Regions from separate parts of the Homo sapiens genome. Here region 1 is linked to region 2. The links are chromatin loops, found by intact Hi-C in ENCODE. Cell type or tissue: HepG2. All regions are shown on one strand. Links, peaks and the distances in the headings refer to the core of each region. The heading gives the core; the rest is flanking DNA.

Evidence for each region. Peaks named below come from ENCODE experiments on the same cell type or tissue, not always from the same donor. Only the 100,000 strongest peaks of a DNase experiment are listed, where the experiment ranks them.
Region 1: it touches region 2 in a loop (9-fold over the local background); 3 of 110 quality-filtered maps call a loop at or near these places.

What each region holds. Positions count from the first base shown.
Region 1 is chr20:25,864,472-25,867,375 of GRCh38, forward strand. No RefSeq gene overlaps it. Among named protein-coding and RNA genes, the nearest start is that of FAM182B, 70 kb to the left of the region's middle. In HepG2, for the core only: no CTCF peak of the experiment used is centred there; a DNase peak (open chromatin) is centred at 1,400; H3K4me3 peaks cover 689 bases; H3K27me3 peaks cover 2,500 bases.
Region 2 is chr20:25,749,885-25,752,788 of GRCh38, forward strand. It overlaps LOC105372582 (a long non-coding RNA gene), which reads left to right and starts at 1,324. Exons shown (of 2, transcript NR_135006.1): 1 at 1,324-1,454; 2 at 2,679-2,904. RefSeq lists an enhancer at 964-1,193. In HepG2, for the core only: no CTCF peak of the experiment used is centred there; a DNase peak (open chromatin) is centred at 1,197; H3K4me3 peaks cover 1,159 bases.

The DNA of each region.
Region 1 (2,904 bases), core at 253-2,752, 110 kb after region 2:
CTGTCTGAGACACTTATGGGAGCAAAGAGCTCCACGGTCACGAGATCTGCCCAATCAAGCAGAAACAGGTTTGGAGAGAGAAACAATCATAACAGGGATCTCCAGGAAATGTCTCCCTGACAGACTGGGAAGTCACGGACTGGGAAGTCCCTGATGGACAGGGAAGACATGTGGCCAGAGAGAGAGGCATCTAGGACAGGGGAGACAGAGCAAGAGGGAGGACAGAGCAGAAGGAGCAAGAGGGAGGACAGAGCAGAGGCAGGACAGAGCAAGAAGAAGGAGAGAGCAGAGGCCGGAGCCCAGGCAGGAAACAGCACGGTGCCACCGCCACAGGCATAAGGGGAGGGGATCCAAAAGCGTGGCTTGTCCAGAGAAACCAGCGATCCAGTGACAGGGATTGTTGCCATCTCCCATTCCCGGCTTCCTCTTGCAGACTGTATCGTGCTATGGCTTCATTTCTCAGAGAAGAGCCGTGAAAAGATACAAGCATCTTCTCTGACGTGGGTCCGCTGCTCTCCTGTGGGACAAAGAGCTCCTGTGGGGCTCTTGTCCTCAGCTGCAGTGTTTTCATCTTGATGCTAGAAAAGAGGCTGCTCAGGATGAGGATGAGATTTCAATTGCTCCAGGACCGACGCATCTCCTCACGTGGGCCAGGCCTTCACACACCCAAAGCGGATCCGCGGCCGCGAAAACGATTGACAACCGGCCTCATGACCCAGGCAAAGATGCAGAAAGAGGCTCACCAAAGACAGGCCGCCATGCGAGAAACCGCTTTGTGGCACACAGGGCACATTCGGCCAAAGACACACATGGACACGGGCACACACACACAAACCCACAGAGAGAGGGAAAGAAACTCACAGAGATTGAGAGACAGAGAGAGAAGAGAGAATGGGAGACACACACACAGACACACAGATACACACACACACACACACACACACACACACAGACACACACACAGAGTCATACAGCAGAGGCATGAAAACACACACCCCCAGGCAACCCCTGAGGCTGCGGGGTTCTGCTGTCGACCCTCTGGTGAGAGAGCACCCTAGGGGCACGCATTCCAACCTGTCTTCGAGATCTCTGACGGCGGCACGACTTTTGGGGAGACTCAACCCAACCAACACCATCCCGGCAGGCCTGAGGCTGGGATGCCGTGCTGCTTCCCCAGGACTCCGCCTGGGGTTTCCTCATCCTGGTCGGCCCTTTGCGACTCCTGGCATCCGGAAACCTTCCCGTCGACCCCGTGGAGAGGTCAGGCCGGAGCCTCAGAGCCCCGACACACAAGCACTGGCACAGAGGGCTCCTGCTTTGCCGAGCCTCAGAGACTGGTTTCTAAGACAACTGTGGGAAGCACTGTGACGGGAGAAGCCGCTCGCACCTCACGCATGCGCATTGGCTGGGCCGACTCGCTCTCCGCTCCTGGCAGGCAGGCTGCGTCCTCTTTAAATAATGCCACCGCTGCGCAGCGGCTGGATCCGGGCTCCAGTTTGGGGCGGCGTGGGAGAGGCGACCGCGGGTGTCTTGTCCTGTCCCAGGGCCAAACCCCCAGGTGTCCTGTCCCCAGGACCTCCTTGAGCTGACTTCCACCTTGGGAGGAAGGGGGAGCTTCAGGACGCCTGCTGTGTTCTCAGGACTCCCCTTCAGATCCCATTTTGGCCCACTCCGAGTGAGATAGGATGGGCTCGCCACATCTGGTGAGGCAGGCAGGGCCTCGCTGCAGCACAGAATGATCCCATAGGTCTCAAGGCCTAGTGTCAGCTGCAAATTCACTGATCCATCAGCCCTCTGCCTCCCTCCTCCTTTGAAAGAGCAGTGGCCTGCCCAGCTTCTAAAAGCCCTGGTGCTCCGGAAAGCCCACCATGCTTTACAGGACACTTGCAGGCAGGAACCAGGGCAAATCCGATGTGGAGACCATGTGACCACGCGTGGCACTGGCGTATCCCACAGCAGATGGTGTGAATGTGTGTCACCGGAGGCATACGGAGCGATGGCGAAAGAAACGGTGGTGTCCAGGCATGTGCCGGTGGAAGGGTGGAACGAGTGAACTTTCCCACAATGCCAAGGAAAATCGAAGAACACCTGGGACCCGGGGGGTGGCAGGGGGCGTGTGCCTGACCCAAGCCATGTTTTCAAATGCCTAGCAGAGGAGCAAAGAGGTTTCTGCAAAATTCGCCCCACCTCTAACCCTCCACCACCCTGGTAGCCCTGACGGAACTTCGGCTACACTCAGCCCCAGCCCCAGCCCCAGCCCAGTCCCTTTGGTTCCCTGACATTCGTTTCGGACAGAAGGTCATGGGAGTCAGTCCACCCAGGAGCAGAGAAGAGGATGTCCCTCAAGAATGAGACAGGAAGCGCAGAGGAAATGCGACACCACCTGTCCTGGAAGACAAGGCCAGTCACGGTCGCCTAGCGCTCTTTCTAGGCAATCCACCCACCCATGAGGGGAAACGTGGAGAAGAAGGAAGCTTCCCTGCCTGAGACATGTATGGAAGTCAAGAGCTCCAGGGTCATGAGACCTGCCCAATCCAGCAGAAACACGTTTGGAGAGAGAAACAGTCATGACACGGATCTCCAGGTAGTGTCTCCCTGACGGACTGGGAAGTCATCTTTGCTGAAGACATTTGGCGAGAGCGAGAGGCATCCAGGCCCCTGAGAAACAGGGGAGGCAGAGCGAGAGGGAGGAGAGAGCAGAGGCCGGAGCCCAGGCAGCGTATAGCACCGTGCCACCTCCATGGGCATAAGGGGAGGGGTTCCAAAAGCGTGGCTTTTCCAGAGAGGCCAGCGTTCCAGTGACAGGGATTGTTGCCATCTCCCATTCCCGGCTTCCTCTTGCAGACCGTAGCGTGGTGTGGCTTCATTTCTCAGAGAAGAGCCGTGAAAAGATACAAGCATCTT
Region 2 (2,904 bases), core at 189-2,688:
GCAGGGCGTGCGATGGGGGTGTAACTTGCTTCTTCAGTGCCCTGCTGCTCAGACCTCTAGGGGAGCATACAGAGGGGCAGGCTATGGGGCTCTGACCCCATGGCAGTGATCTAGGGGTGAATGTTTACAGCTGAAGCCCCAGTGGACGTGTGTTACAGCTCTTAGTTTAGCTGTCCGTAGGCGACTTGTGTTAGTCATCTCAATTAGACCCCTGCTTTATTGGAAGGACAGAGGGCTTTATGTATCCTGGGGTTCTTGCCTTGGTGTACTGGAAGAATTGGATCACATGTGGGCTTGGAGAATAAGCGCGAGGTTTTATTGAGTGGAAGTAGCTCTGAACAGATGGGGGAGGCAGAAAGGAGATGGTTTTCCCCTGGAATTGGGCGCCCGGGGGGCCTGGCTCTCTGGCCAAACTTCACCTCCTTCTGCCGGTGGATAGCCTGCTGGTCTGCTGGAGTCTATCCTGTGCTCTTCCACAGAGTACTCCCCTCTATGCCCAGAGGACGTCCAGAGGACCTGTGTGTCTGCCTGTTAGGGCCTCAGGGTTTTTATAGGCACAAGATGGGGGCGTGGCAGGCCACGGTGGTCTTGGGAAATGCAACATTTGGGCAAGAAAACAAAAATGCCTGTCCTCACCTAGGTCCGTGGGGGTGGAGCCCTAGCCAGGGACCATGCCCTCCTCTAACCCATACTTCCCTTCCCCCTTCCGTATCATTTGAAGGGACCACGCTCTTCCCTTCCAGCAGTTCCCTTCCTTATCACTAGGACCCCAAGACCTGGGAACCAGCCTGGGTGGGGGTCAGTGGTGGATGTGGCCCCAAAAGCAGCTTAGGGGGTCCCTTCCTTGTGGCTGCTTCTTGACTGGATGGAGCAGTGTTCAGGCCTTTCCCCTGTGACGTTTTCTCCTAATAACGTCACAGGCCTTTCTCATGTGACTTTATTACAGCGGCTGGGGCGTCCCTGTGAGAGGCCTGACCCAGGTGTGGGGGGCGCAGCCAGACCGGGGTGCTCCTGGGGTGCAGAGGATTCGTGGCAGCACGGAGAGTCCGAGGGAAAGGTGACTTTGGAAAGGCAAGTGCCAGGTTACTAGGACCGTGTATATTCACTTCTGGCAGTGAAATGACGGTTTCAGACACTATGAGGGAGCTTCCCGAGTAGGATACAAAGAAAGCCTGCAGCTACCAGGTCCACGGGCTGATAGCCCCACCTCTACGGAGAAGGCTACACGGCGCATGCTCGAAGGGCGTGACAAGGGGCGGGGCGAGAAGGAAGGGGCGGGGCTGAGGGGAGGGGTGGGGCAGAAGAAAGGGGCCGTGTGCGCCCACATACTGGAGGATCAACATTATCATGGCAACCCTGAGGAGGCTGTGAGAGTCTCTGGGGTCCTTGCCGGCCTGCAGAAAATCAAGCTTTGAGCGGGAAGCTTCGAGGAGACACAGTGTCACAATTACAAGGTGAGACCAGATGCCCTGGCCCCGCTGTCTCCTCGCAGGCAGGAGAGGTTTGGGAACACCCACGCTTCCCTCAGCAAGGCAGAACTGCACTGGACGCATGGAAGTGTGATTTGGAAAGCGGGACCTTCGTACGGAATGTTCGGAGTTGTAGTATCTGTTCTACTCCCAGCCTGTTGGTTCTAGGGCTGCGGACTATAATCCCAGCATGCACTGGGTTTGGGTAAGAGACTGAAGCATCCAGGTGAAGAACTGGCATTGCTTCTACCTGTGGAGAGAGGACACCTGTAGGCTGCACGATTGACTGTGAATTTAGGAGGAGGATTAAAAGTTACCTGGCAAACAGTAGGCACCCTACAAATACTGATTTTTCCCCCTCCTTTAAAAAGTTTGATCTCTTGTTAGATGGTGTTGAGTAATACAGAAATGGCAGGTATGCATGTGATTGGTGCTTAAATGCACACAGTTCCCCATACCACAAGAGGAAACACACCACAGCCTGATCATTAGGACCAACAGCAAAATAAGTTTGCCTTTAATCTATTCACTGCATATCTAAACTTTGATCAAGCCCATGGACACACCTGAAGACATGGGGTTTCCTTCTTCTGGGCACAATCATCCTTTGATCAGTGTCTGCTCTGTAAAACAGGATTCCCCCTAACTCTACCAACCAGCAGATGGGAAGTAGTAATCCACCCGTGGACACTTCCTGCTTGCAGCCCACTGCTCTCTCAGGTTACCATTTTCAGATGTTGCAAGGATGGGGTACTCCCTTGCCTCTGAAAGGGAATGGAGGGTGGGGGGTGTGGTTCAGCACTCAGAGCTTCACTTCAATGTGGCAGCCACTGACCATTGGGACCACTGAGCCCCTGGAATGTGGCTGGTCTGTATTGAGATGTGCTGGAAGTTTAAAATACAGAGTTTTATGGTTTTATTCTTTGTGTGTGTGTGTGTGTGTGTGTGTGTGTATGTATGTGTTTAAAAATGGCTTTTATTTGTATGTTATTGCACATTCCTAATACAGTGATTTCTGGAAATCACAGTATTTTGTAAACATAAGATTTATACTTTAACCATACCCAAAGTCTATTTTTATTTCTTGACAGAATTGCTTTTCTTAGTACACATGGCTCTGCTGTGGTTTAAAACTGACTTTTTCATTTAAGGCAATCTGGACTCTATTAGTGAGAAATGCATTGTTTTTCTTGGTTTTATTCTCTAAAGGTTCCAGCATTTGGAGGCAAACATGAAGCTCCATCCTCTCCAATTCTGGGGCAACCGTGTGGAGATGATCAAAATGCTTCACCTTCAAAACTTTCAAAGGAAGAGTTAATACAGAGTATGGATCGTGTAGATCGAGAAATTGCAAAAGTAGAACAGCAGATCCTTAAACTGAAAAAGAAACAAGTAAAAGTCTTTGCCTAATATATTCTAAGAATGTATTTTTTTC